Linked DNA regions of Mus musculus: region 2 is linked to region 1. The links are chromatin contacts, found by Hi-C in ENCODE. All regions are on one chromosome and are shown on one strand. The core of a region is the stretch at or near the end of the contact, and the rest is flanking DNA. Distances in the headings are between cores, read along the strand shown. Region 1 holds the start of Ttc19 (tetratricopeptide repeat domain 19). Region 2 has its middle 21 kb from the start of Mmgt2.

Evidence for each region. A loop is a pair of places that touch in the nucleus more often than their neighbours do.
Region 2: a map of v-Abl transformed pro-B cells shows a loop between it and region 1 (2.6-fold over the local background). The contact joins the enhancer-like site here to the promoter of Ttc19 in region 1. A Hi-C loop is called at or near these places in 1 of 37 maps with a recorded cell type or tissue (v-Abl transformed pro-B cells).

What each region holds. Positions count from the first base shown.
Region 1 is chr11:62,279,125-62,284,115 of GRCm38, forward strand. Ttc19 (tetratricopeptide repeat domain 19) reads left to right here and starts at 2,349. Exons shown (of 10, transcript NM_028360.2): 1 at 2,349-2,569; 2 at 2,661-2,764; 3 at 4,473-4,583. The coding sequence starts at 2,389. It overlaps Zswim7 (zinc finger SWIM-type containing 7), which reads right to left and starts at 2,271. Exons shown (of 5, transcript NM_027198.1): 1 at 2,133-2,271. The coding sequence starts at 2,208.
Region 2 is chr11:62,666,872-62,671,862 of GRCm38, forward strand. No RefSeq gene overlaps it. Among named protein-coding and RNA genes, the nearest start is that of Mmgt2, 21 kb to the left of the region's middle. Within about 2 kb of position 2,775, at least 1 of the 3 ENCODE cell types and tissues checked has a DNase peak (open chromatin) inside an H3K27ac peak, as active enhancers do.

The DNA.
Region 1 (4,991 bases), core at 1,099-3,598:
GAAGATATGCTATTTCCAACATGAAACTTAATACCTTTTTGTAACCCCCCCCCCCCAGCCTGAAATCTGGCTGATCAGGTTTGACTGTTAGCACTAAGAGAGCATGGGGATGAAGCCTGCCACCCTATCGTTCTGCCACTCCCACTGCTACTACCTGCCACCTAGCTGTTCCAGAGCCAACACATGGTCACCTGAAACTGGACTCCAAGGATGATTTGGCGGGAATGGGCCCCTCCCCCTTCTTCATAACCCCGTGTCTCCAAATAGTAAAATTGAACCTTGATCAGACTAATGTCTTGGTTCCATCCTTTCTCGTGCCGCCTAGTTCCCTCTTTTCTTCCAGATTCCAAGATGCCTCCCAGGCTAGAACTCAGACATGTGGGCCGCTGGCCGCCCTCAACACCTTTTAACCAAGCGTGAGAGCAGAAAAACCTTTTTCAGACATTCAAAGCCGCAAAAGCATAGTTCATGCCTTCTTCAGAAACCTACTGAGGTGTGTACTGCATACAATAAGACAGGTAACAATACACAAGTGGATCAACAAGAGGAAAGTAAACTGTAGGATGTGCTAACACAAGACCCAAACTGGGAAAAGAGAATTCCCAGTTAACACTGAAGGAAGACAGCAGCAGCCCAACCGGACAGCAGCCAGTCCATACTAGGGAAGTCGGCAGGCTCTTCGCAGATTCCTTTATGAAAATGTAACTGATAAAATGTCTTTTTTACCTTAACATTTTGAGTGGAGACCTGTGATAGTGGCATAAAATTTCAAGTTCAAGTAAAAATACATATGTAGAAAACTAAACAAGCTTAGAAAGCCGAGATGGTTATAATTCAGGGGAACCAAGTTACCCAGGAAAGGAAATCATAGCTTCTATATGGTCAAAATCATATACATGCAACCTGGACTTATATTCTGCACGGTTACCAAGGAAGATTGGGGATTAGAAAGGAATACCCAGACCCAATACTGAAAACTGCTCTACTGAAAAATAAACAGGAATTGAGAGTCTGCTCCTGTGTAAGGGGGCCCCTTCAGTTACTGGCATATGGATTAACCAACAGCCCTGTTCTGTAAAACTCATCTCGTTCCAGCATCTCAGAACATCTGTGGTCAAATCCTGGAAGCAAGACCTCACAACAGACTAACACCCCACAACTTCTTTGAAGTCAAAGCATGTTTGAATACCTGGTTGGCTGAATCTTTTACGTAAAAGACCAAAATGAGACTATTCGTTTACTTTTCTAGTCCCATTGAAGCAGTAACTCAAACCAGTTCACAGAGCACAATCAATGAACAATAGGAGTTTTGTGCTCTAATTTGGCTATCATTTAGAGAGGCTATTTTTGGGGAGAGTGCTTTAATTAGTCTACACTTCAAAAGCACCCCCCACCCCACCTCCAGTTTTTTGAGATAAAGTCTCCAGCAGCCCAGTCTGGCCTAGCATTATGTAGCTGAGGTTGACCTTAAACTTTCCCTTTTTCTTTCTTTCTTTTTTTTTTTTTTTTTTTTTTTTTTGTCTCCACTTCCCAAGTGCGGAGACTACAGCCATGTGCCCAGTCTTGTGCGGTGGTGGGGAATCCACGGCAGCTCTCTACATGCCAGGCAAGCCTCTTTACCAGCCGAGCTGCATAGTAGATCCTCATTACTAGTTTTCCCCTTTTGGTAGATCCTCCTACTCTGGTGAGTAAGCAAAGATCATCCTTGGTCGGTCATTTTGTTGGAGACAGGCATAGGGCGACCTCTACAGGCCAGAGGGAAGAAGTAATTTTCAACTTCCCGATTTTTTTTTAAAGGTTTTGCCTCCCTGAATGTTTTTTAGTAAAATCTATTTACTAAACAAAGTAGTAAACAAGGGTATTATTTTTAAACTTTGCATCACGGATTGTGGATAAAGATTCTGAGTAACTCGAAATTGTCTACGCATCTGCCATTCCGCATCCCAGCCCTCGCCCACTCCTTGGATGTACCCAGTGGCTCTCTTTAAGTACCGGGGTTCCCGCACACCGGCTCGCACTCAGGGATCTGACGTCTAGTCACTCAAATCCCTCTATTTAGTTAAGCGATTTAAGGGGCCCAGGCTTCAGGGACATAACCATGCGGGGTAAGAATAAAAGCCCGCAGGCCGTACTTCTCGCGCTGTCTCGCACAGCGGCGGCCATCTCGCTCAGGAGCTCTTCCACCACCTCCGGGAGCGCGACCGCCATGGCACGCCGCCCGTCTTCTCTCCTCCCGGGCGCTGCGAACTTCACGCGCCCTGCAGGCCGGGGGCGGGGCGGGGCGGGACGAGACGGCGTGACGTCAGCATGCGTCATCGCGCATGCGGACTGGCGGGGCGTCCCGGGCCAGCCGTGGCTTAGTGGATCTCTGAGGGAGGACCCGTCGGCATGTTCCGGTTGCTTCGCTGGCGTCTGGGTCGAACCCTGCTGCGGGCCGCGGGCCGGCGGTGTGGGGGTTGTACGGCGCGCCTGCTGCCGGAGCGGACGGGCGACGCGGGGACGGGCGCGGAGCGGCTGCGGACCCGAGGCGCGCCGGCGCGGGGGCACGGGGTGCTGCCGCTGTTGGCAGGTGAGCGGTGCGCTCCGGGCGGGGCCGGCCCGGCGGGGGCGGGGACGCGGGCACGGGCCGGTCCCGGTGACCTCTGAGCCGCTTCTCGCAGCTCTCGCCTGGTTCTCGCGACCCGCGGCGACGGCCGAGCAGCCGGGAGAGGACGCGTCAGACGAGGCGGAGGCCGAGATCATCCAGCTGCTGAAGCAAGCCAAGGTGAGGGGCTCGACCGGGCGCGCGCGCTCTCTGCTCCGGTTTCCCGAGGCCTGGATGGATTGGCCCTGGGTGGAAGGTTGGGATCCATCCAGACTGGTCCAGAGCGAATCCTGCAGCAGAATCGCTGCAGTTGTGAGTGCAGGTGGAGACCCTCACATTTCCTTTATTTATTTATTTATTTTGTCCAAACGTATTGATTGAGGATGTTTTGCGAGGGTGGCTTTAATCAGCTAACCTCCAAGCCGAATGACATTTTGTTCATAGACTATGAATGACGCCCCGAAAATGCAATTTAGTATCGTTTATGCCTATTGGTTTGCGTCTAAATCTGTTTCTCCACATCCTTTTTTTCCCCCCTCCAGGTTTATTTCATCTCTTCCTACGGGTTCAATATCGACTTAATGCCAACAACGTCCAGATTTGTGTTCAGACTGCAGTGTGTCATTGACATGCTGTCTCTATTGCAAGGCCACAGCTATCTCTCAGATTTAGCATGCCCGGGACTAAGCACTTTTTCTTAAATTCCTTCCCCCCAAATATGGCTTTAACAGTGTTCTCTCTATCACCTAAAAAATTAAGCCTAAAAAATCATAGTGGTTCCTCAGGCGGACCCCTGTGTTTGAAACCAGCTTGCTCTACAAAGCAAGTCCAGGACAGCCAGGATTCTGTTACACAGAGAAACCCTGTCTCAAAAAAGAGGAGAAAAAAAAAAAAAAAAACAGAAAATAATCATAATTGTTCTTAAAGTGTGTTGTTGATAATTCCCAGTTACAGCAGTAAACACAGTTGCCATCAAATCCAGAACACTTCTCAAATCGCCTGCCCTCTTTTTCCATTCCCTCTTTTCCCCCAGTTTTCCTCACACAGGTCCTGTTCTCTTGCCCCAACCGCAGTCCTTTCTCCGTGTAGCAACCTGAGTGATGGTTTGAAAATGTAAATCAGATTGTAGTAGTGCTTTCTTGTTTGACAGCTGAGTGACTTCTCCCTGTACCTGTGAGAAAACACAAACCCCCTGTCAGAGGCTGCAGGGCTGGAAGTGATCTAAGCCAGCGTCTCATCCTCCTGTGGCAAGAGATGTGATTCAGGACCCTCTGTCCACCTCTCCGTCCTCGAATGTCTTCTGAAGATCCATTCTTTTCACCCCTGTCTTTTGGGGTCATTCTTCTGTCCATTTCGTTACATGGTTAACTCCTTAGTCACTTTACCTCAGTTTTACTCTCATTCTCTTGAACACGTTCCAGATTCCTCTTGTCATTCTTCTGTGCTGTTTTTCTTCCTCTTTTCGTGAGTTTTAATTATGCCTACTTGTCCTACCTGATTCCCTGTAATCTTCAGGAAGAGAAGAAGACGAAAGGCGAACAGCTTCGGTAGGAACACAGTGCCAGGTGTGGTGGTCCACACCTTTAACTGCCACACTCAGGAGGCCGAGCCAAGTGGATCTCTGTGGGTCAGGAGGCAGCCTGGTCTCTGTCTCTGGAGGAAAAACAAAGTAAAGATGGCTCACATTCCTCCTGTGTGATCTGTTGGTTAAAACTTTGTTGTATGAGCACACCTAGATACAAGGGAGGCTAGTCTCCCTGTCAGCTGGGTGGGCATGGTACCTGGACATAGCTGGGATTCAGTACATTTTGTGAAGTGTCTGCTCTGCAGCATAGTGCAGCTGCCTCCTTACAGCTCAGTTAATGTTGCCTTTGTCTTTTCTCTCTAGTTGAGCATCATGAAAGACGAGCCAGAAGCGGCCGAGCTGATTTTGCATGACGCTCTTCGCCTTGCGTATGAGAGTGACAACAGGAAGGCCATCACGTACACTTATGACCTGGTAACTGCTCTAACCAGTCTAGCTATTGAGGAAGGGTACATGCTGAGAAAGTGTTCTTGCTCATTTATCTTCCTGACTGCCATGATGCCCTGAAGGTGTTTGTTTCTAGGTTTTCTCTTGGTTTAATTTTTGTACCCTCCACAGGGTCACTTATAATTTCAAACCATAAAGAAACAAATAGCTTTGTACTTTTCATTGGTGATCTGGGTTTAGTTTGCTTTTAACAGAATATATAAAATAAACTGTGTGCGTCTTTCACTATTGCTGTACTGAGCTTCTAGCAGATTAACGGGGGGTGTTTTCTTTGTTCTGAACTTTTTTTTTTAAGATTGTAAAAACAGGGAAGAGTCTTCCATTTTAAAGTTGTAAATCTGTGTAAGCGCAGCACTCTGAACTGAACAGCCATTT
Region 2 (4,991 bases), core at 1,525-4,024, 390 kb after region 1:
ACTGGGTACCTTTTTCCTTTGATATCACCTCTCCAGAGAGTCCCTTCCTGTTAGAGAGTACTTTTCTCTACTCACTTGTATCTTGTTTCCCTTCCCTGAGATTTCCCTGATCTTCATCCAAAGTGGCGCTAAGACCTGTCCTCTATAGTCTCTGCATCTCCATCCAGGCAATCCTGGCTTTAGTGCACGGCTGTATTATTTAACATCTCATAGACATAACCTATGTTACTGGTACAGTCCTCATCTCCCCCTTAGCTGTACAGTCCCTTTCGTTACTACCAGTCCCACAGCACTGTCATAGAACTCTTGCCTTCAGACTTCCAACACCTTCACACCGTGAATACAAAATGAAGCCCAGATCCTCAACCTTGGAGTGCCTTCAGAGCCAAGCTCCTTTCCGCTTCTCTAGCCTCTTCACCATCCCTCACATAGTCTACTCCGTGTCTTCGGAACACCTATAGGTGCTCAGTGTACCCAGCGGTGTCAAGCATTTCACAGAATGCCTCTTGCCATGGTTAATTTTAAGTGTCAACTTGTGAGGAATTAGAATCATCTGGGAAGAGAATCTCAATTGAATAATTGCCTTTATCAGACTTGTCTCTGGGGGATTGTCCTGACTATTAACTGATGTGGGGAAACAACCCCACTATAGGTGATTCCATTTCCTAGGCAGTGGATCAATAATTGCCTTTATCAGACTTGTATGTGGGGGATTGTCCTGTTAATTGATGTGGGGAAGCAGCCCACTCTAGGTGGCTTCATTTCCTAGGCAGTGGATCCTGAATAACCTAAGACAGGAAGAGGGCAGATGAGAGAAAGCAGGCAGCATGGGTATGTTTATTTCTCTGCTTCTGACTGTGGGTATGGTGTGATGTGCCTAGCTTCTACTCTTGCAGTGGTCTGTGGCTGACATTGTGAGCCAAATAAACCAACCCTTTCTCTCCGTCATGCTTTTTCTCAGGGTGTTTTCTCACAGCAACAGAAATGAAACTAGAACACTCTATTGGTTTATTAGGCTTGCCACAGACCGGGTCACTTAAGAAATAGGAATTAATTTTCTACAATTCCGGAAGCCAGGAGTCAAGATCAAGGAGTTGGCTCGATACCTTCCACCAAGGATTCTCTCCTTAGCTTGTAGGTGGATGTCTTCTCATCTTCTCCATGTGTCTTCATGTAGACCCCACTTTGTGTATTTGTGTCATATTGTCCTCTTCATAAAGATCCCATCTATACCTATGACGTCATGTTATCATCATTACTTCTTTAGTGATACAATCCAAGGAAGGTTTTGGGGATTGGATTTCAAATGTAACTTGTGGGGAACCACTATTGAGCCTGCAATACTACCCCTCATGACGTGTGTGTGTGTGTGTGTGTGTGTGTGTGTATTCGGCAGTAGGAATGGTAGTAACTAAAAGGACTGTACAGCTAAGGGAGGAGATGAAGGCTATACTGTGTGTGTGTATCACATTCCTACAGCCACATCCATGTCCCAACTCTTTCCCACATCAACTGGAAGTCCCGTATCTCATCTAGATCATGTGTTGGATAAATTCCAAGTATGAATCTTCTTGAGTAAAAGTTTCTCCCCCGCTGTGTACCTGTGAATCTAGACCACACATTGCATGCTTCTTAAATAAATCGTGGGGCAAACATGACCTAGGCTTCCTAAGTCCAAAGGAAAAGTCACACGTTGGGACCCCTAAACATATAAATTTAACGGCTCTAGATTCAGTCCCTAACATCTTCCCCTCAATGAGCCTGGAGAACAACACCCACAATCGAAAACCTAGTTACCGGGCTGGAGAGATGGCTCAGTGGTTAAGAGCACTGGCTGATCTTCTGAAGGTCCTGAGTTCAAATCCCAGCAACCACATGGTGGCTCACAACCATCTGTAATGGGATCCGATGCCCTCTTCTGGTGTGTCTGAAGACAGTTATAGTGTACTCATATACATAAAATAAATAATTAAAAAAAAGAAAACCTTGCCTATTTCATGCTTTATAGTACTCCAACCCATAACCCCGTCCACCATGTGACTGCCCCTTCTGTCAGTACAAGGACACTTTCAGAATACATTACTTGCTCCTCCTTGGGCAGGGCATATATGCATGACCTAGAGTAGAAGCCAGCAAAGTACTGAGTCCATGAGATAATTTATTTTTCAGTCTGATAACCCAGACAGTCAGTAGGTGCTTAGAGGGTTGAGAGCATACACTGCATGGATGCTCAAAGGGAAAACTCACACGATGCCAGCACTGGCTTCCGTGACGCATCCGCTGTTTGTTTCTAGAATCTTTTAACCTTTTTTGGACTGCAGTTAACACTAGGTGACAATAGAAAGAAAAAAAAAAAGACCTCTAGGAGATAATACTGCTGTATATTCCCAGAGTGGACATAAGCAAACCTCATGAAAGGGGGCTCTGTTTTGTACACTGCTGTGTTTGTAGCCCCCCAATATTTACTGAACGTGTGAGTGAATATAAATAAATATATACCTCCTAAGCATTGACCATGAGTGTACATTCCAGATTCTTGAGTTTAGAGCAGCTGATGAATCTGTGTTGTTGTTGCTTTTTTTTTTTTTTTTTTTCCTAATTGAGTGCAAGAGAATGTTAATACTCTTCTCCTGAATGGCAGGATACCAGCTGAACAAGCGTCATATGCCTCTGGCTTCCCCAGATGACTCACAGGAGAGCTTTGTTTGGGAAGAGTGGGCCGAGATGATGGTTGACAAAAATAACCACGGGTCCTCGAAGACGGCGTCAAGCTCTACTGGTGAAAAGAACATTAGAGGTGACTCTGAATGCTTCACCGAGGCAGGGGAAGATAGCGTTTGCCCTGGCATCGTGGGTTAGCAGATGCTCACATGCTCAGAGAAGCAGAGTTAGCATAAACGAAGTAAAACCGCCATTGTTCCTGAGCAGTCAGCTGCTCCTCTTAGAGGAGAACATTTCTTATAAACGATGAGGGAAACAGATGGGAGGGGTGAGTGGTGAGCGGCTCCAAGGCGGTGATTCCGTGCGTTTGTCTTTTTCTTTTTAGAAAAGGCTTTCCTAGCAGGTGCAGTGGTACACGCCCGTAATCCCAGCACTCAGAAAGCAAAGGCTGGAGGAGCGTGTGAGGTCAGCTTGGTCTGCATAGTGAGTTCAAGGCCAGCCAGGACTACTCAGGAAGATACTGTCCGCAGTGTGCCCACAGGAGGCTTCCCCAGACATATTTTCCTCTCATTTGGTGACCATGCCTATCAGGATAGAAGGTACAGTGGGAAAGAATCTATGACTTGCCTCCAGCGTCATCTGTGTGGTGGAAGATTGCCAGCATCAGCAGTGTCTTGGCAGGAACGTGATGTGCAGATTCTGGGCCCCGCCCAGATCGACCTGATCTACCTGGGGTGGCCCAGGAGTCTGTTATATGAAACTAGGTGATCCAAGCCCATGCCTAACTGTGAAAACCCTAAGGGCTCGCAGGTGGCAAATTACAAACCTTGATGGAGAACCTGGGGATGTCCAACCCTGTCCTTCACTGACATTCTGGTGTTCAGAGCTGACATTTTCTCACAAGACAATCTATTTTGTTAACTACCTTTTTCTTCACATCTACAAAGCCCCGCACAGTCTGTTATAGCCATATAACATACATAACATAATGGCTGCCCTCCGTTGTCCCTCTCCTCAGGCCGGGCTGACCTTTATTCCTTAGACATGGTGAGCTGTCTCCCGTCTCTGGGCTTTTGTATGTGTTTCCTCTGCCAAGTGACCATTGCTCCTGGCTTGGTACTTCTCACGTTAAGTCTCCTTTGATTTTGGCAGATCTGTTTATCCTCAGCCTGGCATCTATACTGTCTGAAGTCACTTTGTTGACTAGGAAGTAAATGACTGGCGATCCCGGGTCTGCCTGTCTAACCACTGTTGTTTCCAGAGCCAACCCTGCAGCTTGACATACAATAGATCCTCAACAGACATTTATTCAATAAGTAAACCATGAGCAAGAGGAAGCTTGGTAGAAGGGAAGGACGATTCCCTTCATTCCTGATTCCTGTGCAGTTCAGGCTTTTGGGAGAAAGCAGGGTAGGGGGTGGGGTGGGTTGGCTGTTCTGCATGCTTTCTGGAAGTGCAATCCTGCAGTCCTTGTGCCATAACTGGCTTATTTTTCTTAGCACTGAGTCCTCAAACTTCATCGATGTAGCACGTGACTGGATTTCCTTAGTTTTAAAGTAACTGAGGATACAAAGAGAGAAACCTGGTAAGGGTACTGCTGTAAATTCCAAGAATGGAGTGGGTACCTTGTTTTCAATTCCTGGATAAATATCCAGAGCTGAGATTGCCGTGGCACGTCTCCATCCTTGGTTTCTGAGACAAGTTTGCATTGGCATGGTTTTTTATTTGTTTCTTTGTTTTTTTAGTTATTCTGTTGGGTTCTTATATCTACCACCCTTCCAGCCCTTATTCCACCCTAATCTTTTCCAACTCCCCAACACTAGGTAGGAGAGAAGGAAGGTTAGAGAGGAAAGGGCAGAAAGGGGGCATAGACCTTTTAGATTACTTCCAGCTGATTAGGGGCAGGGGCATCGGGTTCCTAGGGACAAATCCAAACTTCATCTTTAGGATATCCAATTTCTTCTTCTTGTCTCTTTGCTCATGACCACTTGACAAACTACAGCAACACAGCAACAGGAAACAGGAGGAGGAGGGAGGAAAGCAGCCCCTTGGAGAGCCCCCAGCCCCTCTGCGGGTCTGGCATTTACCCCCTCTGAAAGGTTCCTAGAATTCCAAACAAACTCTCTGCAGCTGGGTAAAAACACTGCCTGCTAGTGCAGGAGGCAGGGGGTGGGGGTGGGGAGGTGGCGCACGTCTTTAATCCCAGCACTTGGAGGCAGAGGCAGGCAGATTTCTGAGTTCGAGGCCAGCCTGGTCTACAAAGTGAGTTCCAGGACAGCCAGGGCTACACAGAGAAACCCTGTTTCGAAAAACCAAACCAACCAACCAAA